Linked DNA regions of Mus musculus: regions 1, 2, 3, 4, 5 and 7 are each linked to region 6. The links are chromatin loops, found by intact Hi-C in ENCODE. Cell type or tissue: left cerebral cortex. All regions are shown on one strand. Links, peaks and the distances in the headings refer to the core of each region. The heading gives the core; the rest is flanking DNA.

Evidence for each region. Peaks named below come from ENCODE experiments on the same cell type or tissue, not always from the same donor. Only the 100,000 strongest peaks of a DNase experiment are listed, where the experiment ranks them.
Region 1: it touches region 6 in a loop (2.1-fold over the local background); 3 of 42 quality-filtered maps call a loop at or near these places.
Region 2: a loop joins it to region 6, with 7 times the contacts of the local background. A loop is called at or near these places in 3 of 42 quality-filtered maps.
Region 3: a loop joins it to region 6, with 4 times the contacts of the local background. A loop is called at or near these places in 21 of 42 quality-filtered maps.
Region 4: a loop joins it to region 6, with 4 times the contacts of the local background. A loop is called at or near these places in 25 of 42 quality-filtered maps.
Region 5: a loop joins it to region 6, with 4 times the contacts of the local background. A loop is called at or near these places in 38 of 42 quality-filtered maps.
Region 7: a loop joins it to region 6, with 9 times the contacts of the local background. A loop is called at or near these places in 8 of 42 quality-filtered maps.

What each region holds. Positions count from the first base shown.
Region 1 is chr1:138,616,321-138,620,746 of GRCm38, reverse strand. Nek7 (NIMA (never in mitosis gene a)-related expressed kinase 7) reads left to right here and starts at 990. Exons shown (of 10, transcript NM_021605.4): 1 at 990-1,195. In left cerebral cortex, for the core only: CTCF peaks have their summits at 512 and 2,584; DNase peaks (open chromatin) are centred at 1,010, 1,450, 2,608, 3,230 and 1 more place; H3K4me3 peaks cover 3,090 bases; H3K27ac peaks cover 2,417 bases.
Region 2 is chr1:136,943,795-136,948,220 of GRCm38, reverse strand. It overlaps Nr5a2 (nuclear receptor subfamily 5, group A, member 2), which reads left to right. Exons shown (of 9, transcript NM_030676.3): 4 at 3,144-3,262. Among named protein-coding and RNA genes, the nearest start is that of Nr5a2, 14 kb to the left of the region's middle. In left cerebral cortex, for the core only: no CTCF peak of the experiment used is centred there; DNase peaks (open chromatin) are centred at 622, 1,228, 1,572 and 2,561.
Region 3 is chr1:139,265,935-139,270,360 of GRCm38, reverse strand. All of the region lies in intron 5 of Crb1 (crumbs family member 1, photoreceptor morphogenesis associated), which reads left to right. Among named protein-coding and RNA genes, the nearest start is that of Gm41960, 100 kb to the right of the region's middle. In left cerebral cortex, for the core only: a CTCF peak has its summit at 2,316 (motif pointing right); a DNase peak (open chromatin) is centred at 2,328.
Region 4 is chr1:139,081,311-139,085,736 of GRCm38, reverse strand. All of the region lies in intron 10 of Dennd1b (DENN/MADD domain containing 1B), which reads right to left. Among named protein-coding and RNA genes, the nearest start is that of Gm41960, 84 kb to the left of the region's middle. In left cerebral cortex, for the core only: a CTCF peak has its summit at 2,176 (motif pointing right); DNase peaks (open chromatin) are centred at 2,130 and 3,263.
Region 5 is chr1:139,154,703-139,159,128 of GRCm38, reverse strand. The region is part of intron 19 of Dennd1b (DENN/MADD domain containing 1B); the gene reads right to left. Among named protein-coding and RNA genes, the nearest start is that of Gm41960, 11 kb to the left of the region's middle. In left cerebral cortex, for the core only: a CTCF peak has its summit at 2,538 (motif pointing right); a DNase peak (open chromatin) is centred at 2,541.
Region 6 is chr1:138,838,385-138,842,810 of GRCm38, reverse strand. It overlaps Lhx9 (LIM homeobox protein 9), which reads left to right and starts at 367. Exons shown (of 5, transcript NM_001042577.1): 1 at 367-1,003; 2 at 2,736-2,938; 3 at 4,113-4,426. The coding sequence starts at 830. In left cerebral cortex, for the core only: no CTCF peak of the experiment used is centred there; DNase peaks (open chromatin) are centred at 1,142, 1,408, 1,724, 2,084 and 2 more places.
Region 7 is chr1:139,338,656-139,343,081 of GRCm38, reverse strand. The region is part of intron 1 of Crb1 (crumbs family member 1, photoreceptor morphogenesis associated); the gene reads left to right. Among named protein-coding and RNA genes, the nearest start is that of Crb1, 36 kb to the left of the region's middle. In left cerebral cortex, for the core only: a CTCF peak has its summit at 2,429 (motif pointing right); DNase peaks (open chromatin) are centred at 739 and 2,418.

The DNA.
Region 1 (4,426 bases), core at 293-4,292, 220 kb after region 6:
TTGCACGTAGCTGATTGTAGAACTCCACCTGGCAAATCTGTACCGATTAAGCACTTGCCCCAACGTCACCTCTTGAAATTTAATTTTCTTACTAAAATTAACGTTTGCATTCTTTTCTAATTATATTTCACATACTTGCATTCGTGTGTGTGTCACATTGCAGTACGGATGTCAGAAAACAATTTGTGGGTCCTGGGAATCAAACTCCTGAGTCATCTTGCTGGCCCAAACTTTCTAAATCTTGCTTCTATTGTTTTAATCCATTTGAGCTATAATACCGCTTTTTCTTGTTGTTGTTTTTTGGCTCTATTCCCTTGGCAGGGGAACGAAACCAGAAAAAGGCCTACTGATATCAAATGGTTAAGATCTGTGCTCAAGCACGCTGTTGTATGTCATCGTCTGTTTCTAAGGAGAGGCGTTAAGGCTGACTTCCAAGAAAGACCACGATAAGTTAAGCGACTGGCCACTGAATGATTAGCATCTAGGTATGACAGACTCTACACTGCCTCCTAGCTGTTCGCTCCATTCGTTCAAATCTGGTTAGTGGAACAGTAGGAATCAAAGCTTTGCTTTTGAAAAGCTCCATGTACTAGGGAGAGACCCATATTGCAAATATGTGACGTGTAAACGAATTTATCTAATGTAATATTTTTGTAATGCCACTTTGTGAGTGTGCCTGTATCCCAAAGATTCTGCATACCTACCAACTAGTTCAACTTTCGGAAGGGTCCTGAAAAGCTTTCTTAAAACTGGGACGCTAAAGTCTAGATTTGCTTAGCCAGACTCCGGGAAAACTCTCGTTTGCCTGCACTGACACCATGTAGAGGCAGCTTAAACTACTTGGTAAGTGGGATCAAAAAACTCCGATCTGGAGGCAGGGGTCGACCGCCGTAAGCGAGGCACACCCCAGTTCTCGGGAAAGTGGTAGCGTGGGCTCCGGAGCAGGGTGCGGGCGCGGGGAGGGGCCTGCGGCGGCCCGCCCTCTCCTCGGGGATGCCGGGATGTTTACCCTCCTGACAGCCGCGGCCGCCGGAGGAGGAGCGGAGCCGGGAGGATGGGCCGCCGCTAACCTCGCAGTGGGAAGCGCGGGCCGAGCAGGGTGGGAGCCGGCGCCTGCAGTGGCGCGGGGAGAGGCGATCGGCCCCGGATCCCGCAGCCCTGCAGCCCGCGTAGACCGAGCTGCCCCGGCGCCCCGGTGAGTATGTACGGCCCGGCCGGGTGGGGCCGGTGCGGGGAGCGGGCGGGCCGCGTGGGGCCTCGGGCTCTCGTGCCTCCGAGGACCGCCCGGGACGCCTGCAACTGGCGGAGCGTGGTGCAGGCCGCTGGCTGCAGGAGCTCAGAGTCCGGGCGCTTCGACCCCAGGAAGCTCCACGACGGTGGTGGTGGCGGCAACAGGTCTCCGGGCTCCGACAGGAGGAACTCCAGCGAAGACCCGCCTCCGGGCTGAGCTCATTGGTCACCTTGGCTATTTACAGCTCGAGGATTGGCTCAACCGATTCGGCTGCAGCCCAGTTTAGAAAAGTGAAGTTCACGGACCGGGGAGTCAGTCGAGCGTGAGTGGTGGGGTAGTCAGGTCGAGGTCCGATTGAAACCGATCCAGGGCTGGGATGCAGCAAAGTATGAGCTGAGTCCCAGTGGGGCGAAGGTGAAGTTAGGCCGTGGAAGATGCTGCTAAGCAATGTCGATAGCCTCCGCCTGGTGCTAGAGGCCTTGGAAGACCCACAAGAGATACATTTATTGACTCACATACTATACTCGAATAGCCTAAGTCTTTGCCCGCGCTAAACACTAAGAATATATTTACTTTAAAGTAAGATATGTTTTGTGCCCTTTACAATTCTGGTGATGGAACTGAATATAGCAAAAACAATCTAGAGATGTAAAGGACTTTTTTTTCTTTTTGAGATTACTAACTTTAAAGGTTGTAATTGGATTCAATGCCCGCAGTTTATAGAGCATTATTAGGACCACTCTTTAGTTTCTCCTCCAAGGAATCTGCAGTTCCCGGGAGGAACTGACGTTCATGACGGTGTGCTTTGATAGAGTTGCTTTACAGAATAATGTTCCGAATAAGCTTATTATAAATCTGTTCTCTTCTAGACGATGGGATGTTGATGTGATCCAAGAAAGGTTTAGTACTCATACTCAAAAATTTATAGTTTGGGACAACCGGACAAACTCTGAAAATGATGAATAAAAGATAAAGCCTGCAGTGCTTTGTAGCATTTCTCACTAGTATTCATGGCTGCAGTATTTCGTGATGGCCAGTGCACTTTATTGAACTAACATGCAACCTAAGCAGTTATTTCATCTTCACAGCTATCTGCCACCACTCCGAGAGACCCGGACCATAATTTGCTTTACATCCCAAACCGTTGCATCTTCTGCTTCGGCTGGCGAGGGGTAGGGGCGTGTGGAGGGAAACTTTACTTCTTAGAGGGTCAGAAAAATGGATGATGAGAGGAGGGCCTTTGGAGAAAGTGCAGAAGGGACAGACTCTGGGGCGGAGTGGAGGGGAATCTGGACCCAGTGACCATGCAGTCCTCAGATTCCACAGTAAGGTGGGAGTCCCCGCCCTTGAGGGCACTGACAGCCATTGCAGCCAGTGAACGGCGAGGACACCCGGCCCCAGCTCAGGAGGGCGGGTACTTCCTACCGCTGCCCTGAGCTAGGCGAGGGAGGCCAAGTTTGTCTGAGGATGTGGGCCGGTGGAAAGAAGGGTTGAGAGGCTCAGTCTTGTGAAATTACTGCATTAAAAAATAGAGGGAGGGAGCTCTGGTTTTCTTTGAGCCCTGTGCTGACTTTCAAGATTCGGGCTCAGGTTGAAGTCACCGCTTCCACCGAAACCATAGGAGATAAGAAACGAACCTGGTCAGCAAATTAAATATAGTCCGTGACTGACTGGGGCTTTTGCCCGAGATCGCCTGAAACTGAAAACCAAGAACTACCAGAAGAAATCTCATTAGACACATTTATGGCAGCTTGGCAATTTTAATACGGTTAAGACAATCATTAGCTTAAATTGACAAGACTGCATTTTCAGACAAACAGACCTATTTTGTAATTTGAAGTTTATCTGGATAATACCTGTCTCCCGCCATTCCTTTCCCACAAACACTTTCTTCGCTGGACACTTAGTTTCTCTCCAGCCTAGTAAAACAGAAGAAATCATCTGTTCCGGTGGCCGAACTCGTGGAGGAGGGGAGCAGAGGCTGCGGACATGTCTTTCCTTACTAAATTAAAATCCAGCATTCCCGTTTCCAACACGCTGAAGTGCAGAGCAATTACACTCCGGAAAGACAAGTACTGCCAGGACTCCCCTCTCAGTCCCAGGCTTCTGGTGACTGCAGTTGGTGGCTCTCAGCCCTGGCTGACTACAAACATTAAGTATTGAGCATTTGCTAAAACTAAAATAAAGTAAAATTCCAGTGAAATTTTTTTAAAGTCAATTTTATTATTATAAGAATTTTTAGGGTAGCTGTTCTCATTTTCACCTTTTCTTTTCAAATATTTGATTAGTGTGTGGGCAGACCTTTTACTTTACAAGCTAAACCACAGTGCAGTAGCAAACTTACTTTAGTTCAGAAGGTGTGTGGAATTTATAGTTTAGAACTGTATGACATGGTGGTTTATTATTTACTCCGAATTGCTTTATTTGTAATTCTACAAATACTGCAACGTTTTTCAAAGAACCACCTCTTTATACTTTTGAAGTTGTTCCATTTTAATTCTTCCTCCTACAATTTATTTGTGGAGATTATAGCTGATATAACATTGGTTATATAATTGTACCCAAGTATATGCATTTGTGGTACATAATTTTACAATTTACAATTTACAGTTAAAACATTTTCTTTTTCTTGACATAGGGTTTTACTTTGCAGTCTATGCTGGCCTGGAACTTACTTTGTATCCAGTTCAGGTTGGCTTTGAACTCATGGTATACTCAACTTCCCAAGGGCTGAGATTATAGACATAAGTTACTGTCCTTGGCTTAGAATTTCTAAACTGATATAGCTGCAAAACTTCTAAACTACTGATTTGTCATTTTCCAGCTGAAAGTTTGATTATCTCTGTGGTGTTATATATCTCTCAGAATATTTCTTTTCCTTTTAAAGAAAGCAGCTTTATCGTTTATGGCTTCATGGTGAGGGGTGGGAATGGGGACAGAATCTAAGATGCTAAGGAACATCCTTTGCTCTTTTGGTCAGGATAAATGATTTTTTTGAGCCTTTATTAAAATAAAATCACTCCGTCATCCTGTGTGTCTGCTGACCTAATAGGATGAGTTTTAATGGAATCAGTGGCACAGTGTACAAATGAGGAAAACTTACTGGCTTATAAACATGTACAGCTGTCTGTTTTATATGACTTAGTGGAAGTAGTCTTTGTTGTATGTTGCCACAGCTCTTGTGTGGAGGAGCTA
Region 2 (4,426 bases), core at 157-4,156, 1.9 Mb after region 6:
AAACTGCTGGCATAACTAAACACCAATCACCCCAACTCTATTCCCGTCTAGTATCGTGCCGAATGAGGAGCTGGGGTGCTCAGGGTTAGCTTGTTATCCTTTCGGTCTCAGAGCCGAGAGTGTGGATATTCCATTTGTGTCCCTATTCTTGATTGGTAACATCAGAAAAAGACCAAATCTCATCTCCTGTATTTTTTACACTCTAAACTCTTCAGAACTTTATCTTAGCAACGGGCCAAGGTGAAAAAAATGTTAGGAAAAGTTTTTCTATCTTCACCCCTATCGGAGTTTCTGGATACTGAGGCCAGCCGGCTTGTGATCCCCTTAAAGCTTCCTGCCAGCCGTTTTTGCACGAACTTGAAAGGGTCAGAGAAGTGTTGAGAACAGAGCTCTTGGACTCAATGGTAGGCTGTGCGCTCTGGCCGGGAAACCCAAGATCGCCTTAGGCTCAGGGAAGGGGACAGCAGACGTGCGGGTGGGGTCAGATATCCTGGGTGATCTTGGGGTCTTTCCAAGTCTTTGGGTAGGGTTGTAGAAATTCCCTTGGCCTCAGTCCTTAGACTAACTTTGTGTGTCTGCTACTGAGGAAGCCTTGTTGGCTTGAAGAGATACACCTGGGATTCCTGATAAGTGCCCCAGGCCTGCTTCCTGAGCTCTGGGCTCTGGCCTCTGGCTCCGCTAAGTTTCCTCCCGGCAGAAGGACCAGCTTTTTGCTACTTCCTGCCCCATGCAGGCTTTTAGGGTGGCGGGATCCGGGGCAAAAAAGCGCAGTGGAGCGAAACACGGCGTACTGAGGACTGGAGAGAAATAACCTGGTAACATTTTCTTTGTAAAATTTAGAGGGCCCTTTCTGGCCTCCTGTCCCCCAAGCCAAGACACTAGCTTGCCTTATTGCTGGGGGGCTAGCAGATATGACCCTTCTTTGCACTGGGCTCTAAAGCAGCGTGGGAAAAAGCCTGGCGCGGCTTTGCGGTAGTTTGCAGCAAGGACAGTGCGCGCCTGCCTGCCGGCCGCCGTTGGGTCCCTTACCAGGGACACACTCATACTTTGACGGGTGCTGGAACCCAGAAAGAAAATTCGTTACTGGATTCTCAGGCAGCGCGAAGCATCCAACTTCAAGGGGATTAACGGAGGACCTAGCTTTACAAGACCCAGTTGTTCCCTCACTTTTCCCAGGGGCACAGGGATTTCCAAACCATGGTGGATTTGGTTCTCTGAACTCTTAATTTAGGTGACCCAGGTGCCCTGTGGGTAAACAAACAAACAAAAAAATTCTCAGGGTTCCCAGATGCACCTCTCCCCACTTAGACTCCGAATTTTACCGGAAGATGGGCTTCCGTCTTTCCTTCTATATGGAATCTCTGAGAAGGGCACGGAGAATGTAAGTGATTGCCAATCTGATACTCTTAAATGTGAAGTTAGAGATTACTTTTGGGGGGAGACAGGGAGACAGAAGAGAACACACAACTAGTAAAGTACAGCCCCTCTCAGCCCAGAAACATACCTGGAAACAGAAGTCAGAGTTTTCAGAGTTCCGTAAACTCCCCCAACCCCAAGCTTTTCTTTTCCCAAACCCTCAGGTCCTGATTCTTTAGAGTGTCTCAGCTTCTCTCTAACAGTTGGGGTAAGAGCTGGCTTCGCAGGAGAGAGGCGCGCTCAGCATCCCTTATTTCTGAGTTACTGAGCCCCGGGAATGCCTTTCTTTGCTGGTGCCTCTACCCGAGATCTTTGCAAACTGTTGCTCTCCCGGACCAACTTATGCTACAGCCCAGGGCTCTGTGTCGGGGAACAGACACTTCCTTAAGACAGAAATAAATGAACTTCATTTTAAAAGAATAAAGATACCACCTAGTAATAAAGAGGCATAGTACTTTGGCTCTGGGGTAGGGGCAGTTTCTCCATTTTCTTTTTAGTAAACAAATCTGAGGAAACTTCTGCCAGGCTGTGGGTACCCCTCCCCCGCCCCGCCCCTTGCAATGCCACTGATTAACTTAAAGCAAACTCTCTTTGGAGTTTGTGCGTCTTTGGGTAGCAAAGGGTTGAGCAAGGGGGCCGGAGCCGGGTGCACAAAGGGTTTGAAGAGGGTGCGGGGAGTCCCGGTAGTGGCTGGTTGTACAGATCTGCCCCTTGCCTAGATGCTGGCCCATCCCTGCTCTGCCTCCTGAACTGGGTTTTCAGTCTCATCTGGTAGTGCCTAGGGGTCTGTGGGCCACTAACTAACCTTTCTGTGCACAGTTTATCTTTTTGGCTGCAAAGACTAGGGCGTTAATGTCCCTAGTCATAGGGAGTCAGGATACCATGGTCTGATTTTTGTTCCTCCCGCAATCTCGGAGGTGTTTATACTTTGCAACGCTTCTCCTTATTGAAGCTTGTGAAGTTCATTACAAACAAAGCTCTAGAACTCTGCTAAACCCTCCTGTTTCTTTTCCTTGCTTGTTTCTGCCCCGCTTCCGGGTGTCCTCTCCTCTTCCTTGTTTTTATTTTCACAGGGCATTTTCAAACGTGAGGAGATGAAAGTGGTCAGAACAGACCTACAGTCAATGCGGAACTGAATGTTTTGATTAATCTAACAGACTTGAACCCTGAGAGCCACAGGCTGTTGTTAAAGTTGCTTCTGAGAAGCAAGTTTCTGCAGCTTCATTGCTCTGCAAAAGCGACAATGCGCAAATTAGCATTGCTAAGCCTAGCAAAGGGAGGTGTACTTACATACAGCAAGTCACTGTAGGAGTGTGCCAGTCCCTTACAGCCTCCAAATTTTGCCCCATTCATTAGGCAAAGGCGACATTTGAGAACAGTAGAGAGAGGTTTAAAAGACATTTGAGGTTAACATTTGTATGGTTCATGTTTCCTTTCTGATCTGTTGGTTTTTGGTTAACAGTGGTCACTTTAAAATGTTAACCAAAAAAAAAAAAGTTGGAAACTGAAAAATAATAAAGCACATGTTTATTGATGCACAAAGATGCTCTCCTCATGTTTAAAAGTACTCCTCTTCAATACCACTTGAGTAAACATTATTTTATATTTTATCTGATATCTGGCCACCAACCACATCAGCAATGCTTTTCAGTGCAGCAGCATTAAAACCTATATTGGGAAATTAATAGGGCATGTGTTCATGTTTCTCTTTTTTTTTTTTATTTCAGTGTCTCAATTTAAAATGGTGAATTACTCCTATGATGAAGATCTGGAAGAGCTATGTCCTGTGTGTGGCGATAAAGTGTCTGGGTACCATTACGGTCTCCTCACGTGCGAAAGCTGCAAGGTTTGCCTTTTCTGTGCTACCTAAAAAAGATAGAACGGTTTGACCAAACCCATGGAAACTCTTCAAAGTTAAACCTGTTTGTTTCTTTCTTTCTTTTTTCAACTGGAAAGAGTGGGGTGGGGTGAGGTGGGGGAAGTGTCATAGAGCGACTAGGACTTACAGTATGTCTGATTTAGTTCCAAAGGCAGGTAGGTGCCTATGCTGTAGAAAACTGTCAGACTGGTGGCTTTAAAGTAGTTTATTGTGGTGCGGTGCTGTATCTATAGGGGGACATTCTAACAGTCCTAAATATTGATTTTGCTTGACTTATATATATTTAAAGCATCCTTGTTAAAAGGAAACAGGACAGAGTACAACCCAAGTGTGTTTTAATTTGAGAGGAATCTGTGCTGCAAGTTGGAACATTTTTCTTTAGTCCAGAAGACATGAAGGTCTGATTTCCCAACTGCATGATTTCATCCTGATGGATTCTGAAAATAATTTTAAAAGATTTTTTTTTAATCAAGGTATCAAGAAACCAGATTTTAGTTTCTAATTGAACAATTTTTATTAGTGTATCATATGACTTATTTAAAAGCAGGAGGAATTTGAGTATGTTTAATGTCTCTTATTGTTAATAATCTTGTCAAGACCATAAGCATTTGTCAGAGGTTTTATATTTTTTTAAATAGTCCCCATGAATTCAATTTCCTCTAATCTTTCCCCAACATCTTCTTTAAAGTAGAGACTCAATGCATTTATTTAAACCTTTGCTAGGAAATCCCGCTTTGTTTTCCATAACAAATTAAGGTTGTTTTTGTGTGCTCGCTCAAATAAGCAAGGATACCATCTTAGTAGAGAGTAGAGGAGTTCCTCATTCAAAAGCCAGACACCAGGCCTGACCAGCCCCTTAAGTGTAAACAGGCACAGGCTATGCTGCGGTCCAGCTTCGTGGCTTATGCTCACACACACATCCCTGCCTATGTGTGTGTCTTTTCCATTAGTTGGATTTTCAAACACAGCTACAACCCTTGAATGGGTTCCAGTGGCCTTAGGAACATTTCCCCATTTTGTTCTTGAAGTCCTTTTCCTTTTAACTGTCAAGTGTTGACATTTGTAAAAGATCTGAGGTACTTGCTATTCAGCTCTTACAATGGTTTGCGACTGAAATTGTATGAGACTACC
Region 3 (4,426 bases), core at 133-4,132, 430 kb before region 6:
GCCCCCAACACTACACGCACACACACACACACACACACACACACACACACACACACACCCCGCACATTAAGTCACTGAAGGACTAAGCACATCCTCTTCCACTGAGGCCAAACAAGAGGGACCTTTACGGGATCCACAGGCAGGCAGGCAATAGACTCAGGGACGGTCGGTCCCTGCTCTAGTTGTTGGGGACCCACATGAAGACCAAGCTGCTCATCTGCTACGTATGTGCAGGGGTCCTAGGTCCAGCTCGTGCTTGTCTTTGCTTGGTGATTCAGTCTCTGGGAACCCCCCAAGGGTCCAGATTAGTTAACTCTGAAGGTCTTCCTGTGCAGTCTCTGTCCCCTTCAGGTCCTTCAATCCTTCCCCCAACTTTTCCACAAGACTCCCGGAGCTCCATCTAATGTTTGGCTGTGGGTCTCTGCCTCTCTTTCCCTTGGCTGCTGGGTGGGGCCTCTCAGAGGACAGTTATGCTGAGTTCCTGAATGTAAGCATAACATAATATCATTAATAGTGTCAGAAATTTGGTTCTTGCCCATGTAATGAGTCTCAATTTGGGCAGTTATTGGTTAGCTATTCCCTCATTCTCTGCTCTGTCTTTGTCTCTTCCCTTCTTGTAGGCAGGACACATTTTGTGTCAAAGGTTTTGTGGGTGATTTACTCTCCAAATCCCTCTATTGGGAGTCCTGTCTGGCTAGAGGAAGTGGGCACTTTCGGATCCATGTCCCCCCACTGCTAGGAGTCTCAGCTAGAGTTGCCCCCAAATACCCTCTGTGGCGCCTACCAATCCCAGTTTCCCACATATCCTAGAGATTCCTCCCTACTCCCAACACTGCTTTCCCTTCTCTCTCCACTGCTTTCCCCACTTCTGATCCAGGCCATCCCTGCTGTGCTCTGCTCTCCATCTTCTCTCCTAACCAGTTCCCTCCTCCCATTGACCTCCAATATCTATTTTTCCCCCTTCTGAAATAGATTCAACCATCCATCTTTGGGCCCTCCTTGTTTTTTGGCTTCCTTGGGTCTATTTGATTATAATATGGTCATCTTGTGTTTTATGGCTAATATTCACTTATACGTGAGTACATACAAAGCGTGTCCTTTGGGGGTTACCTCACTCAGGACGATATTTTCTATTTGCCTGTGAAGTTCATATCCTTGTTTTTAATGGCTGAGTAGTGTTCCATTTAGTAAATGAACCACATTTTATTTATCCATTCTTCAGTTGAGGGACATCTGGGTTATTCTCAGTCTCTGGCTATTATGAACAAGGCTATCATAAGCATAGGTGAGCAAGCAGCCTTGTGGGATGCTGGAGCATCTTTTGGGTATACGCCCGGGAGTGGTATAGCTGGGTCTTGAGGTAGAACTACTTCCAATTTTCTGAGAAACCACAAAATTAATTTCAGAATAGCTGTATAAGTTTGCACTCCCACCAGTAGAAGAGGAGCATTTCCCTTGCTCCACAGCCTCGCCAGCGTGTGCTGTGCCTTGCGTTTTTGATCTTAGCCATTCTGATGGGTGCACAGTAGAATCTCAGAATCATTTTGATTTGCTTTTCTATTTGTAGCCCTAGAGCTTTTTCAGTTGTGGCTCATGGTAAATGTTTAAGCAAGATGAAAGGCATGCAGAGATGGTAAGAATACAGTTTTGGAAAACAAACATCTGAGTTTAAACTCTGACCTTTCTGCCTACCACTCTATATGCTTGATTCGATTATTAATGGGTCTGTAGAATAGAGGTTACTATGCCATTTTTCTTATACTTACTTCTATGTATACATTCTTTATAACAGTGTGTCCCAAAACACTTCAGCTTAAAATGGCAGTTAGTGTCTCTCTCACAGTTTCTGTGGGACTTGGCTTAGCTGTGTTCTCCACCTCACCATGATTTGAGTAGCTGAGATAAAGGAGTAGCCATGACTGTGGGATTCTCTGCAGGTGTCACCAGCAAGTTCCACTTCAAAGCCCTTTGGTGAGTTTGAGGGAATGTTTGAATTCCTTAAGAAATGTTTTCCAAAAAAAGCAATGTGAGAAAAGTCATCAGAGCATATTCTCAGGAGTTGTGGTCTGTGTGGCACAAACACAGATGTGGAGTCTGCTTGCTTTTGTCATGGTTTACTAGTTAGAAACATGTTATTAGTTCCAGTAAATGGGAAAAAAATGGTGAACTGATAAAATTTGTCTACAATGTATGAGTATAAAGTGAATAAAGCAGACGGTTCAGTGAAACTTCTGCTACATAATAAATAAGCAAACGGCTATTGCTATCCAGTAGACTAATTACTAAGCAAGGAATAAAAGCTATGCAGGTAACTAGAATCACCGCTAGATGGCGGTAGATCCTTCGGAGCCTTCTCTTCATAAAGGGTCAAGAGAATTTGAGCATAAGCAAAAAAACATGTTCAGAATGAAGAAATAAACAAAGATATACCCAAAAACATAGCCCCCAAGCACCTGAACCTTTGAAATTTCAGTGTTATCTACAGAGTGTAATCTGCCTTTTTACTCCAAAGCGTGAACCATGAAGACAATAAAACCACTGCCCATTTTCATATACAAGATTTCTTAGCTACACACCCGGCATTCACTTCTTTTCTATCTCAGAGACTAAGAAGCCCTGTGTTTACATTTTACATATAATATACATTATACTATTATATAAAACACAGTAAATATCACTGTTGAAAATGTAGAAACTGCAGAAAGCACAAAGAAAAGTAATACTGTTTTGAGCCCCAGAATTGCAATGTATCTTTCTTCCATTCCTCCCTCCCCGCCCCCCACCCCGTCTTTATTAATTTCTCTCTGCATGCATCTTTCCCATTCCCATACACATGCACATGTTGAAACTGAAAAGCCTCCTGCTTTTATCACATAGCATATTATAACCATTTATTTTTACATCCTCCACACTGTTTTATGAAGTATAATATCTAGTTTGATAAAGCTTGCTGTCTCTTGTGAGACTAGGCCGGAGCCTAGCAAACACATAAGTGGATGCTCACAGTCAGCTATTGGATGGATCACAGGGCTCCCAATGGAGGAGCTAGAGAAAGTATCCAAGGAGCTAAAGAGATCTGTAACCCTGCAGGTGCAACAACATTATGAACTAACCAGTACCCCGGAGCTCTTGACTCTAGCTGCCTATGTATCAAAAGATGGCCTAGTCGGCCATCACTGGAAAGAGAGGCCCATTGGACTTGCAAACTTTATATGCCCCAGTACAGGGGAATGCCAGGGCCAAAAAGTGGGAATGGGTGGGTAGGGGAGTGGGGGGGAGGGCATGGGGGACTTTTGGGCTAGCATTGGAAATGTAATTGAGGAAAATACGTAATTAAAAAAAAAAAAAAAAAGCTTGGAGCGTCTTGATGTCTCATGACCAAGGTGGAATCCACAAAGAACACAGCGAGGGTTCTACCACTTAGCAGATGTATGGACTTGACTGTACCAAGACTCCATTTTCTCATCTTCACATGTGCTTACCTTGTGAGAGGGGCAAAATGATCTAATAATATTCTAATAGGAAAGTGACTCAGCTTTTAATGTTGCAGAAAACCTTTTAATGTTACATTTAGTGTGCAGATAGCTTTTTTCCATGTTAGCAGTTTTATTACACACTTACAAAATTGACCAGCTCTCAGGGTGCACGTAAATGGGATTGCATGTCAGGATAAAGAACCCGTGTTAGGTTCCTGCCCATCATCAGCAAGAACACATTGGAAAGAAACAGATGCCCTCTATCAAGAAGGCTGAGTATTGAGACCACTATTTATTTTGAGAGAATTTCGTTTTCTAGAAATGGGACCAAATTCCATGTCAATGATTCTTAACATCTACTAAAAGGATTACGTTGTTGTTGTTATATGTACTGATATGTGCTATTGTCAAATCTAGTAGCAAATCGTGTTTATAGCTCAGGAATAATCCAACTTTGAGGCATTACCTGTTGCATGTTTGAAAATGGGTTTTCTCATCTTTTATCTTTTTAAATTGTCCTGTTAAATACATATAAGATTTAACTTCTTAGCCAGTAATTGTACCATTCAGTAACGTTAGGCCTGCTCATATTGTATGGCCAATCGTCCAAGATCTTCATCTAGCACAGCTGAGAGTCTGCACATTCCTCCCTTTCCTCATCTCCAGGAAAGCACTATTCTCCTCTGGCTCTGCCAAGTTACTTATGGACCTTATATAGGGGAAATCATATAGTATTTATCATTTGATTGTGTGGCTGCTTTGTTTCTTTTAGCATAATAGCATCAGGATTGATCCATACTGTACTATGTGACAAAATGTCCCTTTTTAAAGATTAATATTAGCTAGAATGCACACATACACATATATGAAATTTATCTATCCATCAGTGGACATTTGGATTGCTCCCATATTTTCCCTATTACAGATGATGCAGTCATTAACCCTGATGT
Region 4 (4,426 bases), core at 233-4,232, 240 kb before region 6:
TTAAATTTAATCTTCTAAGCCATTAATACATTTAAGAATGGTTTATATCAAAGTCTCTAAAACCCTTATTTTTAAGTCAAAAGTTCTATATCTAAATAACATTTTATTTAAGAAGACTATCAGGGTGTAGGTCAAAGGTACTGGATGCAAATACATTCTAAATGACTGTCAGAAGTATCTCCATTTCCCTTACACACATCTCTCCGTCAGTGACCTATGATGTCACGGGCACTCAGGCATAGGCTTTATCACTGTGTTCTCCCTGCTCTAGAGCAGCGAGGAAGACACTGTCAGCCCCTCTGTGCCCTTGTCCTTGTGCACCTTCACATTCATTTGACTTTCGTTGTTATTGATAGAATAGTTTAAATAAAAAACGTTAAGTCTAATAATGACTTTGAATTAACTATTTCAGGTCATAACTTCAGAACCATACAAGATCCAGGCACCAGGAAAGAAACTTGGATGCCGTGAGAAACAATGACACACTTCCTCCTGGGTCTTACACTCCAGCAGAAAATACAGATGCTACGTCATTTTAACATGCTATCATACAAACTAGGGAAATGTTAGAAATCATTGTTAGGAAATAGAAGATGCAATGTATTCATCTTGAAATTTCAAATTATCAAAAAGAAAACCATGAGTGCAGACGGATGTCCATAGAAATAATAAATAATATGAGAACAAATAACTTTTTAAAAACACACTTTTGAGAACTCTTTTATAGGTATCTCTGATCTTTAGCCTTTTGCACTAACACAAATCCTGCTTCTCAAAGGCTCTTCTAATGCTCTGAGCATCACTGTTAGGACACAGAAAAGCCCAGTCTCCTCTGCACCTTGCTGCAGAGAAGCAGTAACAGCTGATGTTACCAGACAGCCTTGCCATTGCGACCTCTCAAGTCATCTCAGAATGTTCAAAGGTCAGTTAAGAGTGACTGAACAGTAATCTATATATCCAAGATCCCAGAAACTCGGAGCCATGTAACTTCTCATTACTGTGTACACGCAAAATTTCACTACTACGCTAGTAATTCACATTGCCTGTCGCTTTTGCTTAGCGTAGCTCAGAGACAAGTGGGATCACTGAGCATCGCTGTATAGTTTATTTTTTTCTCACTAGTTTTTAGCAAAATCCAAAACATACAGATGCTTGAATACACTGCAGTATAATTTTCTAAAATCGTAAATGACAGAATGCAGTTTTGATAGAGCCAAATGGATTGGTGTTTCTTTCTCACTCGATGGTACATATCCTACCGTGGCACAAGCCAGCTCTCCTGGACAGTCACTTTGCAGTCCTAGCTGGCCATCCTACTTTGATGAGGGCTTTGGTGAATCAGGAGGGCCCAGTGCTGACCCAGATGCTCTATTGTGCACATGTAAGGCTGTCTCAGGGCCTGCTGTCTGTCTGGGAAACTATTTAAAAAAGACAGTGCAGACAGCACAAAACTAATTCTTCTTTGTGGTTGAACTTTACTCAAAATCACTTTTTTCCTTTCTAAGTTTACTCATAAAGAAGTTGCCCTGACACATACTATTGCAGCAATCACGTAGTCTAAAAGAATTTTTAAAAATTTTTTTTCTTCAAAGCTAAATTTGAATATTTGAAAGAAATAATCAGGGAAGCCAACTAAATGACCAACTTAAGTACCAACTGAACAGATAAGAATTTATTATAATCCTGGTGGTCTACAGCCACACTTCTTCTGATATACTTCACAGTTTTTAAGTATCTGACAATAAATGTGCCATATTGAAGTACTGTTGTTTTGCTTAAGAAGAAAACACAAATGATGTCACTTCCTCCCAAGAGCATTTCTCAACATAGCAAGAGTGCTGTCACTACTGCTCCAGATGCCACCTTTGTCTCTTTTGTGTGACTCTGCTAGAGTTATAGGACTATTCTATACTTGGATGTGTACAGAGAGCTGCATACATAGCTACGTACATATATTTTCTAATTCCAGTGAATGAACAAGTAAAGAAGCTTATTCATTGCATTACAGATTCACAGCTTGCCAAGTAGGTGGTCTTTAAATGTTGGATGGGTGAGTGGGTGAGTTGGTGGGAGGATAGATGGATGAATAGATGGATAGACCAACAATGTAGTAAAACCGTCAAAGGAACAAGATGTGATATTCATCTATGGTCACAAGAGGGCATTATGGTCCTCCAAAGTCTAGGGCGCATCACCAATACCTGGTGCAAACAGAAATATATTTTATGGATCCACAACTATTTCAAGATTTGCAATATCCCAATCATTCTGAAAAGTTAACCAAGATACATGTACTCAGAAAATGTGGCCCCATTTGGAACTTGGTGTGAGTTATTTGCTCAATGACCTTGAGACCCATGAGAATATTTTTTTCTTCCTTCAGCATATATCAGTATAATCCTAATATCAATGATATAAATAGAGAATCATTTTCCTAGGAAACTGCTCAATCTACCATATTTTCTGATAAGAGAAGGAAATTACATAGATGAATAGATGAAAGCTGAAACTCTCATATGACTTTAAGGCTCAGAAAGTTTCAAGTAAGACCCTGTATGGACACTACTCTCTCCTCTGAACTAAGGAGTACCTGTCCTGGATGCTCTGAGGATTGGACCACAGTCCTAAGAGGACTATTTCTAAGCATTAGAAGCAAGCAAGCAAGTAACAGGCGAGAAGGGGAGGAGCTTCTCTACTTAGAGTAGAAGCAGCAGGAAAGACTTGACGGCTGCATCAGAATCAAGAAAGAGTGTTGGAAAGAATGTGTGCATGGTTGAGTACTTTTAAATTAACTTGTAGAAAATTTAAATTTAAATTACATGACAGAGAATTGACCTGAAAGGTGTGTTATCAAAGGCAGCCAGAACACGTTACCAAGAAAAAAAAAAAATTATGATGCCACAAATATTGCAAAAATTCTATCATTGGTTCTCAAAATGATTTTAACTGTATAAAACTTTTAGGAAAGAGATTTTTAAATGTTTAGTTCTAGAATGTTGTATATAAAAATCTACTGTCTATGTCAAAATGAAAAAACTACATTCTCTGAATGAGAAAAAAAGATTTTAAGTGTGTTGGTCAAAGGAAAACTCTAAAATGAATAACAGAAAAGCTTACTCATTGATCTGGCTTTCTACTTAAGATTTGTGTGTGTTACACTTCACAATATAATTAAATTACATCCTGTAGTTTCCAAAACTATTTTTCCTTTCAAGTTCCCCAAGGAAAGAGCTGCAGGAGTGAGTCACTGCCTACCTACTTCACAGCATGGGCAGCACTACTCCTCCACTCTGGAGATACACAGTACAGCAGTGCAATCAGTCGGGACAAGTACATGCACTGTTCTGAAGACGGCTAGTCACAGAAACTTAATACAACACCTACCATGCCTGTGTAGAAAGATGGTCTATTTAAATAATCACAATCCTTAAATACCTTTAAATAATATTTTTCTTGAAAAATTTTAAGTAACTACCATCAATTCCAAAGAACTTTGATTTTTACCAATATTGGCTTTTAGATATGAGGAAACCATCAATAACAAATGATTTCTCTTCTCCTCCCATCTTTCTCTCCCCTGCCTTGTGTGTGTGTGTGTGTGTATGTGTGTGTATGTGCGTGTGTGTGTGTGTGTGTGTGAATCATGCATGTATACAAATGCATCATTTGGAGAAAGAAATCCCAACCAATTTATTTAAAATTAAGCTCTGCATGCAGGTGTTTATAGGACGAAAACAATTCTTTCTCCATCAATACCAAAACTATTGCACTGAATTCTAGCTCTTCTGTAGCTTCACCAAATACAGTCGAAACTTCTGCTCCGAAGTCTACTCCTTGTCTAGCCTTACAATATACAAGCCTTGCTATATTCCAGTCTGAGAGAACAAGGAGGCCATTGGACATTGTTCTAGTGTCAACTGGCCTAACTGAAATCAAGATTACTGAGCGCACTGGGAGCCGTTTCTAAAGCCGGCCAGTTCTCACAGTTACTCTCATACTTTACACACTGTTTTCATGGTTGCTTTAGGCTGAAACTTTGCCTTATACCAGACTCGGAAAATCCTTGTCTTAGAAGCCAGCTCTTTGACTATACTCTGTTTTTAGGGTGCTTCTAAAGAAAGATGTGAAGGACAAGGCTGCCACTGGTAAAGGTATGAAAGCTAACCCCGATAGAGCAAATGGGATTATGGGTAGATTAGAACCCTTGTGAAATCTTTGTGCCACAATATAAAATTATATTTCTTAGTTACACATCGTTTTTTTTTTTTCTACATAACTATTGAAGAAATTTGCAAAATTTAAAGAACTATGCTTGCCAAATCTAAATTTTTACCTTTGGGGGAAAATGCTCTGATACATACTAAAGTACTCATTAAATCAAGTTTCTGTGGTTTCTTTAATCTATACTGACCAAATCTAACGGTTT
Region 5 (4,426 bases), core at 296-4,295, 320 kb before region 6:
CTTCAGAAAGCTTAGGATGAATCAGGAAAACTGAGAGAATCTAGAACTTTCTCCACAAGTATTCTACAAAAGCAGGAGATCATAGCATCCCACTGATATGCTTATCAATAATAAAATCCAATTCCAGACACATACCTGCTTGTAATAATCAATGCCATTATAAAAGAAAATACATGTTTATTTATAGATGCAAATATTAATACACTCTATATATAAAGTCTGGAATTCAATTAAGAATTTTGAGACATTAATGAATAGATAATGCATGAGGAAATGAATCATAGCAAAAAATGGAAAATTTAAAAACGAACCAAGTGGAACTCATAGAAAACAAAACAAACCATCCTGATACAGTAGATGAAAATCAGTTCCAGACCTCATTAGCAGATTCAGCACCGATCTGAGACAGGTCAAAAGACATGGCCATAACTGAATAAAACACACAGAGAAAAGAAAGCAAAGCAAGTGAAATGAAGAACATTAACAAGAAAGTAGGGTGCAGAGCACCCAAAAGCAGAGCCTTGCCAGCAGCAGCGCGTGCAGTGCATTCTGTTTCCATAGAGGAGACTCTCTGGCTCCCCAGAACTACTCCTCTCCTCTCTCCTCTCCTCTCCTCTCCTCTCCCCTCCCCCTCCCCCTCCCCCTCCCCCTCCCCCTCTCCTCTCCTCTCCTCTCCTCTCCTCTCCTCTCCTTCCCTCCCTCCCTCCCTCCCTCCCTCGGTCTCCCCTCTCTCTTTCTCTCCACCTCCCCACCCCCATGTATAGTGGATTGTTACTGTAAATAAAATGGGCAACTATTACCTCACTGTGAAACTGACTGTAGAGAGCTCTGGAAGCACCATGTGGAAGAGGCCTCCGCGGAGGCGGGCACTTTACCATCACCTTACAGCCCCGGAGGCTGTGGTTTAGGAGTGATGTTTATGTTCCCAAACCATCCACAGGGCAGAGCTGCTATTCTGGTCTGTGTTCATCATATTATAAAAACGCAGATATTTCTGTTCCTTCCTATTAAATGACAAGGCTGATGGGCAGAGAATGAATATAGATGTCTTCCTGTATTTGTAAATCATGGTGCTTAAGAACTTAAAAGGAAGCAAGTTATCTTCAAAGCTAAATTAGCGGGACTAACACTTCTTGAGGTTCCGAGGAGACACATGGTCTCCAAAGCCAGGAAGTAGCTTACCCTGATGGTCAGATAGTTAAACGGGACTCTCCTTGATGATACATCCACTCTGTCCAAATCAAAGCACCAGTGCCGTAACAGATGCTCATTTCAATTTGCTTTTAATCTATTCTAGTTTTCTTTCTTTCTTTCTTTCTTTCTTTCTTTCTTTCTTTCTTTTTTAAACTTTAAAAAAAAATCATTCAGTTGACAAATAGAATGCAGGAAATCAGAAGTGATCCCTGGTTTGGCAAAATACTCATCCCAGAAACAGTACTTTAGGGTCCACTCTTGCTTGTTGTCCAGAGACTATGAGCAGCTGGCAATGGCAATACCCAGGAGGCTGTCTCTAAGACACAACAACTGGCATAAGACGTCTCAACTCAGAGGATGCACACTTACCCACATGGGCACTTGCAACAAACATGGCTTCAAGCTGGACATTGGGAAGCCAGGTTTTAAGGGCTGTTCATTTGCTGGGTGACACCAACTGTGATTTAAATCCCACTACCCCTTAGGTCTTTAACATTTGAAAACACAAATTTGACCAGTGGTTTTACAGCTTTTCAGTGTAAGAAATTATTAGTCAACACAAAAACAATATGATTAAGTATTAAATACCTCAGTGAAGAAGAATAAATAAGTGATCCTTTGAGAAATGGCAAAGATCCTGAATTTATAGTGGGACTAGCTACTGTGCACTAATGGCTTTTCCCACCACCAATACCAGCAACTGATCTCTGACAAACTTCAAAGCAGAGCCACACAGGGGGTAAATGCAAAGCAAAACCAAACCAAACCAAACCAAGCCAAGCCAGACAGGAGAAAGCATCATTTCCTTATCCTAAGATTCTTGAGAGAAAATAAGAACTTGTATACAGAAATTGGGTATTTTTATACAGAAATTGGGTATTTTTGGAATAGAGAATTGTTGTTAATTTGATCAGAACTCTGAAAGACTGAATAGGAAGGGGGGAAAAAAAACCATAAAAAGTTAAAGGACAGAAAACAGAGGGAAAAATCTGTTTCCATGTTTCTATATAAAGTCTAAAATGGAAATATTCATTAACCAGATTTACTAAATGGAAAAAATGAGTATATTTTGTCTTTGTTTCAAGATTTTTATAATAGTTATTTATGGAAAATGAATTTAAAGAGTAAAATTCTAACATTAAAGTGTTAAACTTTAAAATTTTTAAAAATTATATATGACATATTTACACAAATATGACCATTTTCCATTATGCTTTGTAATATACTAAGCATTGTTCTGCAAAGTTAAATTGAAGTTAAAGCCCAGTTTCTGAAGGGTGGCTTGAATGCTTCCTTCTGCGCCTGGCACTACAAATTGACTTCTAAGGAAAGTTCCACAGAATGTCCACTAGAGGGCATGCTTGCAATCCAGAACCCACTTTCTTTTTGAAACAATTTTAACTACAACCAAATACGAAATGTTTGAAAGAAATAGTGTTCCATCGGAGAAGGTGACTTCTTTCTAATTATCAATACTGTATTTCACCAGAAAATCAACTGTATAAGTTACTGCCATTAGAATAAATTATGTTAAATCCAATATGAAGAGCCCCTAAAATCCGCGTTGCTATAATGTGCTTTTATTTAGGCAATACTTCTTATGGTCATGTTCCCTTAACGTATTTCAAAAAGTTTTATCCTTTAAAGTGTTTTAAAACATTTCCCTATTACTTCAACTAGCAATTGACCTTCATAGTACCTTCAATATTGAGCCAAAATAAACAGAAAATCAAAACTGGTTCTTAGAGTTATTTGTCTTCATGAGTCCTGCTCAGAAGGAAGGAAACCATTCCTGGTTCTGGACTTGGCCACCTCCCCAGTGCCAGTGAAGACATCAATCTTGAAGGAGCTACAATCACCTCACTAAACCAGCACAAACTCTACATCTTAAATCTCTCTCCTTATACCAAAGATACGTCTAGTCCTCGCCCCTCATCAAGGAAACTTCTCTTTGCAACAGATGAAAAATGTTACAGAAAACCACTACAGATCCACTGTGGAGTCAGGTTCCAATGGAATACATCTACAGAATAATATTAAAATAATAATAATATCCAGCACCTAAGGCTCAGGGACATTGTAGGGCAGAGGGCAGAGCATGAGGTTCAGGGAGCTTACTACGAGATAGATGTGTCTCCTCATAATATCAGAAGCTACAACTAACTGAGCAAGGACAACAACAGACATGTCTGATGTGGACAGGAGGAACACACCAATGACAACAGGCTACTACAAATGCTGACGGGGAGAGACAGGCTTCTCCAGTGAAAAGTACTGGCTGGGTATGGATACCAAGTGGTCAGCCCTGAAAACATACATGTAGTAATAATGTATAGGCTGAGGAGACTGTACTCAGGAGAACATGTAGATATGTATGGACACTTAGTGAAGACAGACACCACAAAGCTGAGGGAAAACAGGTTCGGGTACGTGGAAAGGCTTGGTGGGAATGCTATAATTTCCAACAATAAAAGTAATAATTATATGTCTTATGTAAAACTTATTTAACAAAACCAAGTAGTCTTAATATTTACCTGCCAAATTTCTCCTCTAACCCATGACAACACAATTATTTTTCTTGATTTGTTGCTTATAATTACTTTTTTCTTGTGACGAAGTAAGTGGCTTCTCCCTTCAGAATCATGCTAGGTAACTTAGGCTGACTTTGAACTTGTGACATTCTTTTTTTTTTTTCTTTCCATTTTTTATTAGGTATTTTCCTCATTTACATTTCCAATGCTATACCAAAAGTCCCCCATACCCATCCACCCACACTCCCCTACCCGCCCACTCCCCCTTTTTGGCCCTGGCGTTCCCCTGTACTGGGGCATATAAAGTTTGCGTGTCCAATGGGCCTCTCTTTCCAGTGATGGCCGACTAGGCCATCTTTTGATACATATGCAGCTAGAGTCAAGAGCTCCGGGGTACTGGTTAGTTCATAATGTTGTTCCACCTATAGGGTTGCAGATCCCTTTAGCTCCTTGGGTACTTTCTCTAGCTCCTCCATTGGGAGCCCTGTGATCCATCCATTAGCTGACTATGAGCATCCACTTCTGTGTTTGCTAGGCCCCGGCATAGTCTCACAAGAGACAGCTACATCTGGGTCCTTTCGATAAAATCTTGCTAGTGTATGCAATGGTGTCAGCGTTTGGATGCTGATTATGGGGTGGATCTCTACAAGTGGCAACTATACCAACTTTTTACACTTCCTATGTCTCAACAAGAAGTGCTG
Region 6 (4,426 bases), core at 321-4,320:
TAGGATCAAATCCAGGATGCGGACAATAAGGGCTCCTTTACCGCTTTGAAAACATGACTGTTGGGAACTCTTGGAAAGATGTATGCTTGAGGGTGTGTGTGTGTGTGTGTGTGTGTGTGTGTGTGCAGGCGCGCATGTGGGGAGGGGGTAAAGACCCCCTCCTTCTGCCTTTCCCCCAGTCCCCCACCCCTTTGTAATGTTTGTCCCTGCTTGCCCATCACCAGGGGGTTGAGAGGAGGTATGACAGGTCTTTGTTGTCTGAATAAAAATCCGTGGCAGCTCCAGGGAGAGGACTCCTCCTACTAAATTATCAAAAATGGGCTGGCTTTAGTCTCTTAACAAATTGGACACAGCTCCGGCTGGAGCAGTCCCCAACGCAACCTACAGGCACTGGGAACTTGCAGGCAGCCGGGGACCGCTGAATCTAGCACTTCGTTCTCTTTCTTTGTGTTCAAAACTATTTTTCTTTCTTCCTTAGATTTTGTTTTCCTCCCCCCCACTTCAACCCCCCTCGGCAGTTGTTTTCCATTAGTAACTCGATCTCTCGCTGCAGTTAGAATCGCCTGCTTTTCCCTCCGTCCGCGTTTGTTTGTTTTCTGCACATCTCCTTCTGGAAAACCCTGGATATCCCCCCCCCCCGCCCCCTTCCCCGTCGTTCTTTTGCCTCGGTCTTTTCCCTCTCAAGTAGAGCTATTTCTACTCTGTCGTTTTCTTCTTTCCTCTCTTGTCCCTGTTCCCCAACGCGTCTCTACGCTTCTGCATCGCGCAGCCCTGTGCGGTCGCTTTTGCTTCTTCACTCGAATGAACTGAGAGCCCCAGGCGTGTGTTTATGGAAATAGTGGGGTGCCGAGCCGAAAACAATTCGTGTCCTTTCCGCCCCCCAGCCATGCTCTTCCACGGAATCTCCGGAGGCCACATCCAAGGTATCATGGAGGAGATGGAGCGCAGATCCAAGACTGAGGCCCGTCTGACCAAAGGCACTCAGCTCAACGGCCGCGACGCGGTAAGGACCAGTCCGGGCGCGGCGCCCGGGAAACAGCGAGTCTCCCGGTCCGCCCAGGTTGGGGATGGCGGGTCCCGGGGACTTTTGCCTAGGGATGTTCGCAAGGTTTTCACGAGAGGCGTGCTTGCTAGGCAAGGTTCCCTTTCCGAATCGAGGTGTCTAAGATGTTGTAGTCCTGAGCTCTCCAGTCTTTGTATAGCAGCTGATCCCGAGCCGACAGGGCAGCGGGCCTTGGAAGGAGCGGGCGTGCTCCCTGCCAACCACAAACTCCAGTCTCCCGCGACCTGGCCGCCAGGCCGGATCCGCCCGCCCCCAGGGCAAGCCTTGGTGCAGTTAATAGGGGGACTACTTACCGGCCTGGCGTCCTTGCCCTGGGATAGAAGACAAGACCTTCAGAGTAGACCTCAACGTTCTGGTCCTTTTCCCATTCTTCGGAGCTCAGCACCCGAAACCAGAGATTGTTAGGGGCTCTGCAGGACAGTTCAGCTGCTCTGGTCGTCACAAAAATTGCGTTTCTCTTCCTTATGGGACCAGTGTATTGGATAGTGGGAAATCAAATCAAATAAAATGCGAAGGAGCGGGTCCCTAGTCTAAAAGCAAGAACATGAGCGCTACAACCTCAAGAGATGGAATCTACTATTGCGGTTCCTATTCGTAACAGCAGTTATTATGTCTTCGTGAAAATACTAGTAACCTAAACATGTCCCCCTTCCACGCACCAAAGGGGGAAAAAACTACAGAAGTCTGCGGAGATGATTCCGGGCAAAGAGTGCTTTGTAGACCCTCTGTATAACAGCAAGGACTGTAGCTCAAACTGACCCGAGAGGGCTCTAGACAAGAACAGCGAGGTTTTGGGATAATAGTCCACTGTCGCTATTTGTATAATTAATTCAGTGAGAATCCAATATCTGAGTAAAGGACGAAATTTATCCTTCCCATGCCCACCAGAATGTAATAAGGGAAGCCCGGACTGTTTCTGCTAGTCTGAGGAAAGGGTCCAGCGGTGAACTTTTTACTTGTAATGGCTACTTTATTTTAAAAGCGGCAACCACATCCCAACTGTGTTTCTCAGAATAAGTTTTACCGCCTTAGCTAGCCTCATTTGGGAACTAGGTCTTAGTTTGGGAATCAAAAATTCAAGATAATTATCTGTGCTGTTTGTGCTGGCTAGAGAAAAGAGCGAGTGTACGGAAAAGAATGGATGGGGCTCTTCTTTCAGGACAGGCACTTCACTTTCTCACCAAGGATAGGGCTAGGGCGACGGCCTTAACAGCAAGAGCTGTTAGGTATGTCCGAATCACAACGACGGCCAAATTATTCTGCCTATATAAATTAAAAAAAAAGGAATTATAGTATTGTCTGTGTATAAAAGATTCACGTACTTCAGAATTCTAGTTCTCAATAACAGTTTGTTATTTTATTTTGTGTATTATTTGAAAGTTACACATTTTTAGCCTTAGTTATTCTCCTTCTGGACCGCCCATCAAAACATCCTGTAGGCTCTCAGCAAGCTCAAGATGTTGAGATTTTTTTTTAGGGTCACAAGGCTAGGAGGATCAGGATGCTAGGAAGGGGAACAGAATGTTGAAAATGGGGGGAAGTTGCAAATGTTTCTGTGGCCCTTGTAATGGTGTGCTGTTTTGCGCTGGGGTTGCCGTTCTGCCAGGACGTCCCGGGTTGTGCGGCAACGCCCCGAACCCACCCTCAGCCTTGCCTTGTGCTTGTTTCACAGGGTATGCCCCCTCTCAGCCCGGAGAAGCCTGCTCTGTGCGCCGGCTGCGGGGGCAAGATCTCCGACAGGTACTATCTGCTGGCCGTAGACAAACAGTGGCATCTTAGGTGCCTGAAGTGCTGTGAATGTAAGCTGGCTCTGGAATCTGAGCTCACCTGCTTTGCCAAGGACGGTAGCATTTACTGCAAGGAGGATTATTACAGGTACTGCCCCCACCCCCAGCCCCTTCACACACTCCTCTGACCCAATTCACCAGATAGAACCACTGCGATAGAGCCACTGCGAGAATCCGGAGTCCCTTCTCTGTCCCTTTTTTTTTTTTGGCTCGGTCAGAGTACAGGTGTGTGTGTGTGTGTGTGTGTGTGTGTGTGTGTTGTTTTTCGTAAATGAGGGAAATTGCCTTAAAACTGTGTATACTCCATTGGTGAGGATGGGCGAGAAGGATCCCAGGGTGTAATGAGTTTTATCAGGGTTCTCAGCTCTTCACAGCATCCTCCGGAAAAATCAGGGAGAAGAGGAAATGGACAGGTATCAGGTGAAGGAGACAATATTTTGTTGTTGTTGTTGTTGTGTTTTGTGGTCCCCCTCAATATGAATTGGCCAGCTCCCCCACTTTTGGCCCAGAAAGCAGCAGCCAGGTGGGTGACAATGGTCCTGTAAATGCCTATGAAAAAGTCACAGAGGCCACTGTTCCAGAAATGGCTAGTCAGAACCAGATTGAAGGAAACAAAACAACAAAACAAAACAAAACAACAACAACAAAAAACCAACCAACCCATCAACCAAACAACCAACCAAGTAAACAAAAAAGCAGAGCAAAGGAAAACAAAAGGAAACAAACAATAAAGAAGAAACAAACATCATCAACAACAAAACAATCGAACAAACCCGACAAAACAAAAATCCCAGCAGGTTGGGAAATGTTTGCGTCTGTGGACATTATCTAGCTCCTGTCTAAGCAGAAGCAGGAGATAAAGGGATAGCTTTTTCTTTGTGGAATTACCGTTCTTTTTCTGGGATGCCAGGCACACTCAATACATGAAAGAGTGGCACTATTTTGTCATCATTAAGATCAGCCTTTTTCATTTGGCATTACAATTTAATATTCTTTCAATAGCGCCGTGAATTGGCCAGTTCGTTTGTTTGCTTAAAAAAAAAAATACACTGAAGCTTAGTTCCTGGTTCTTCGCACTTTAATATACGGATTCACTAGGACCAGAGGAGGTCACCGAGCAAGTAAAGCTGATATCCAAAGAGGTCCTCAGCCAGAACTCCCTAGCTAGTCTTTGGCCCCTGTAGACTAAGCCCTGGTACTGCGAATGGGAGTTGGGTCCTCTTTGTACCAACTGGCTCCCTGATTCTCCTGTTTGCTTCCAGAAGGTTCTCTGTGCAGAGATGTGCCCGCTGCCACCTTGGCATTTCCGCCTCTGAGATGGTCATGCGCGCCCGAGACTCTGTCTACCATCTGAGCTGCTTCACTTGTTCCACTTGCAACAAGACCTTGACCACGGGCGACCATTTCGGGATGAAGGACAGCCTGGTGTACTGCCGCGCACACTTCGAGACCCTCTTGCAAGGGGAATATCCACCTCAGCTGAGCTACACGGAGCTGGCGGCCAAGAGCGGCGGCTTGGCTTTGCCTTACTTCAATGGCACTGGCACCGTGCAGAAGGGGCGGCCCCGGAAGCGGA
Region 7 (4,426 bases), core at 179-4,178, 500 kb before region 6:
AGTGGCTAAAATTTTTTTCAAGGACCTTCATGTACATCATTAATTCTGTTCTTTGGGATTAAAAACAGCAAGAATACTAATAACATTTTTACTATTAGTAAGATACAAATAATGCTCATTTATGCCAAGCACTGTTAGGGGTTTGATATTATGGAATAGTGCCATTTTTACAGAAATGAAACCTGAGGCATATTAGTATTTTCATGAAAAGCCCCATAGAGGTCAGTAAGTAGCAGAGCCGACATGTAAGTCTACGATTCAAAACCCATTTGGCCACCTGCTGTGCACTTGGCTATTAGTTATCCCTATTAAAAATAAAGAAACTGGGGCACTGTGATGATGACCAGTTTCCTTAGAGTCACAGAGATGGACGTTGGTTGAACCAATATTTCAATCCATCTATCCATATGTCTGTACTCTTCCCATTACATTATATTGGTCTCAGGCTGGTATTTGAGACAATGAACATGTATAGAGATAACGGCATATATGAGAGTGACTGCCTAGCATTTTAGGATGCAGCAGAAATTCAGGGGGAAGGGACTGTCTTCAAAGAACCCATCTACATCTTAGTTCAAGTATTCCATGTGGATTCTGCCACACCGTGGATCAAAGTGAGTGGTTTTCTTCTGCTGATTTGTTCTGCTTCATTTTACCAAAAGAGGTCAAAGTAAGAATTTCATAGCAAGCCTTAAATGAGAATTCAGCTATTTTTACATTCATTCATTATTCAATAGTTTTCTACTCACTACGTACCATGTGCAAGCCATTTGGACTACGTCCTGAATAAAGATGTGGTTCCCTCCTGTACTAACCCCTACCCAGCCCAGCCCAGAATAGAATTTCATTCTCTGCAGAAAGCCAGGCTAAGGAGAATTCAACAAATGTCCTCATTTTCATAAATTAAAATTCTTAGACCTGTTGATGTAGGCTTGACTCTGCTAACATGTTTAAACTTCCCAGTTCATTTTAGCAGCATCTGATTAGTAAATATTTAATCTTCTTTATTAAAAAAAACACCAAATACTGTTCGTTGCCTGCTGTTGGGATAATCACACTTTGGAATCATAAATCCTGTGTTTATCTCCTCTTTAGGTGTGGTTAAATGTGAGATAAAATTAAAATAGAAAGCACTGCCTAGTCGTGTTTCCAAAGTTATTCTACAGCAAGCCCAGAGCATCCCTTAGAAATGAGTTTTCTAAATCCTTGGCACATGTCCCACTACTCTGAGAATGAATGAATAAACAAACAAACAAACAAACAAACCTGGGAAACGTTCATGCCTCTGAGCGATGAACCCAAATAAGTGTGCATACACTGCAGGGAGAGTAGGGGAGGGTGTTTAGTTTGGCTAAATATGGACACATTACAATTGCTATTTTTGACCCAGATATGATACTTGGGAGTTCATCCATCCATCCTTTCCATCTTTCTAGTGGCACAGAGTGAATCTGATGCTTCAGTTCAGTAGCAATAAAAATGAATGACAGACATGATTAGAGTTTTGTGGAGAGAATTGGGTTAGTAAATCCTGATAAAAACTGAGAAATTAATAATAACAGAATAATTAAATGGAGAAAGCTTTTTTTTGCTTTTTTAAATGAGTATTTGTGATTACTTCTTTACATATGAGTAGTATGTAGTAATTATAGCTGTCCATGTACATGTGCATACCTGGCATAGAGAAACATTGTTAAGGAACCTTGGCTTGGGTGATTCATACTTAGGAAAGTTCCGTGTGTATTAGGATAAACAGGTACTGAGGACAACATGAGACACACCAGTGTCCTCAGTACAGTTAGTTAGGTTATTATTACAACGTCATTACATGTTATTTTCAGAGGCAAGCATTTAAATAAACACTTAAATTTATAGTTTAGAGTTAAAGATATGTTTTTGCAAAAATGAAAGCTGTTAAGAGCAGACATTTTCTAATCTATTGCACTCCTTATCTTGCCTGGTTCCCACCCAGCCCAGGTCCTTCATGGGAAGGATGTATCTACCACACTGCTTAGTGCTCTCACAGCCTCTATATGGAAAGGTATACCTGAGCCTACCATTTTATGAATACAATCCCTGCCGTGGGAATTAACACTTTATAGTGAACAATAATGTTAATTTTGTATTACACTGATAAATTTTGTTAGGAATTCAAAACCTAGAAATTCAAAAAAGATCATATATATGTGTTGACACACACACAGGGAGGGAAAAGGAGGAGGGGGGAGGGAGGAAGAGAGGGAGGGTGGGGCGGAGGGAGGGAGGGAGGGAGGGAGGGAGGGAGGGAGGGAGGAAGGAAGAAAGGGAGGGAGGGAGGGAGGGAGGGAGGGAGGGAGGGAGGGAGGGAGGGAGGGAGGGAAAGTTTAAAGCTCTGTAAGGAAAATCTTATGACTGCCAGTAGATGGCGAACTTTACTGCAAGGAGAAGGTGCTGTAGTGTCTGACTTGTTCTGAACATTAAACACCCAGTGAAATTTCACACTCTCAGTTAGAAAGCTCATATGAAAACCAAATCTTCCATGCCTATTTTTCCTGGGACCTAAATCCCAATAATAAATTTAAGTCTTATTCTATTAATGATAAAATTAATATTTAATTCTAAAGCATAATAATTATTAAAACCACTTTCTTTTTCATTGAGAGAATGTAGTGTGCCAGGTATAACACATGTGACTTTTTTTCCTGGCATTTTGAAAATGTTGGAATGGCCATGATCCTTAAGTCATGGCCACCCATCATGTGTTTGTGCCTCTGTTCTGTTTTCCCTAGCTGCTTATTTAATTATTTAATCAGTTTTTTTCATCCCATGCCTAGCATTTTGGCAGTGAAGACAGAAAGAGTCTGAGTCCAGGGCCTGTCTAGGTTAGATCATGTCAAACAACATTTAGTAAATTGAAGTTATTTTATAAATTTGAAAAGTGGAACTTTCATTCTGACAGATAATTTGGTCTCATCAGTCAGCGCACATATGCTGAATTGTACCTAAGAGAAGGCCTGTTAGCATCTAGGCACACGTTCACAAATTCACAGATATGACCTTCACTATGTCAAAGACCATGTCAATGGCACCAGGAAGGTGTGAGACTTGTACAAATACTACAAGCACTTAAAAATATACAGAGAAACAGAACAATGGAAGACAGGGGATGGATTTAAATACACCTGGCTTGCTTTGCAAACACTTTATTAAATTTGTCTTCAGTAATCCTCTCCAAATCCCTAGGGTCCTGATGAAGCACACACCTACCTGCTTCTCACGCCCGAGGTGCACATACCAGGAAAAGCTCCCCGAAGTGCTTTCTAACAAATTTGTTTTCATTTATTTCCTAAATGTTTATTTCATCTTTAGGTACTGACATAAAATATTGATATCCTAGCTAGGTGTGGTTGTACACACCTTTAATCCCAGCACTCAAGAAGCAGAGGCAGGTGGATCTCTGTGAGTTTGAGGCCAGCCTCAAACTAGCAAGTTCCTGGACAGCCAGGGCTGTGTAGGGAGACCTTGTCACAAAACTAAACTAAACTAAATTAAATTAGACTAAACTAAACTAAACTAAACTAAGCAAAACATTGTCATCCTACTGTGGCAAAAATTGAGTTAATTATTTAGCAGGTTACACACACACACACACACACACGCACACACACACACACACAGAGAGAGACCTCTATTACTCCCAATATCTGTTACAGTTTATATTATTTTATAGTAAAGGATTATTCTCCTACATGAGAGCTTTATTTTCTCTTTTATTTGTGTACTGATTTCACTTACCGACCTACCCTGACTTCATTTTCTTTTTTGTGCAGCTTTTAGTGTTCTCCAAAATTAACAGCAGTAAAAATTGCTTTGGGTTTTAGAGTTGGTGTGTTTCTTTGCTGTCCCCCTACACAGAACTCCACATTTTTCTTCTCTGACATATCCCTCTTGAGGCTACACTTTTCGCTCTGCTTAATGCTGATACTGGTGGCACATCTGGGGTTCTGGGATTTCTCTTTTAGTAAAACCTGCTTGTCGTTATCTTGTTAGATTACTGACAAGCTTCCTAGGATAAACAACTTCTTTCTTGGTTTCGTTGCCATTTTCATTCATGGTCCCCTAAAATCTTTAAAATGGAGGGAAAAAGTAAGCACACAAATGTTTTCCTCTCTTTAAATTGAATAAGTAGTACAGCTAGGCATATAATTCTGATTTATAACTGAGTTCCTTTTGAATGTGTGTGTGTGTGTTGTGTATCTGTGTGTGCATGACAGAGTCTTACTACATACTACAGGCTGGTTTTAAATCAAGACCTGCCTCCATCTACTGAGAACTGGAGTTACAGGCATCCTCACACACAGTCTTCTTGCGAGTTCTAAGATGTTCTAATATCCTCCAGAACGCAATGCTTCAGAGTATAAATTAGAAATATATCCAATCGATTTAG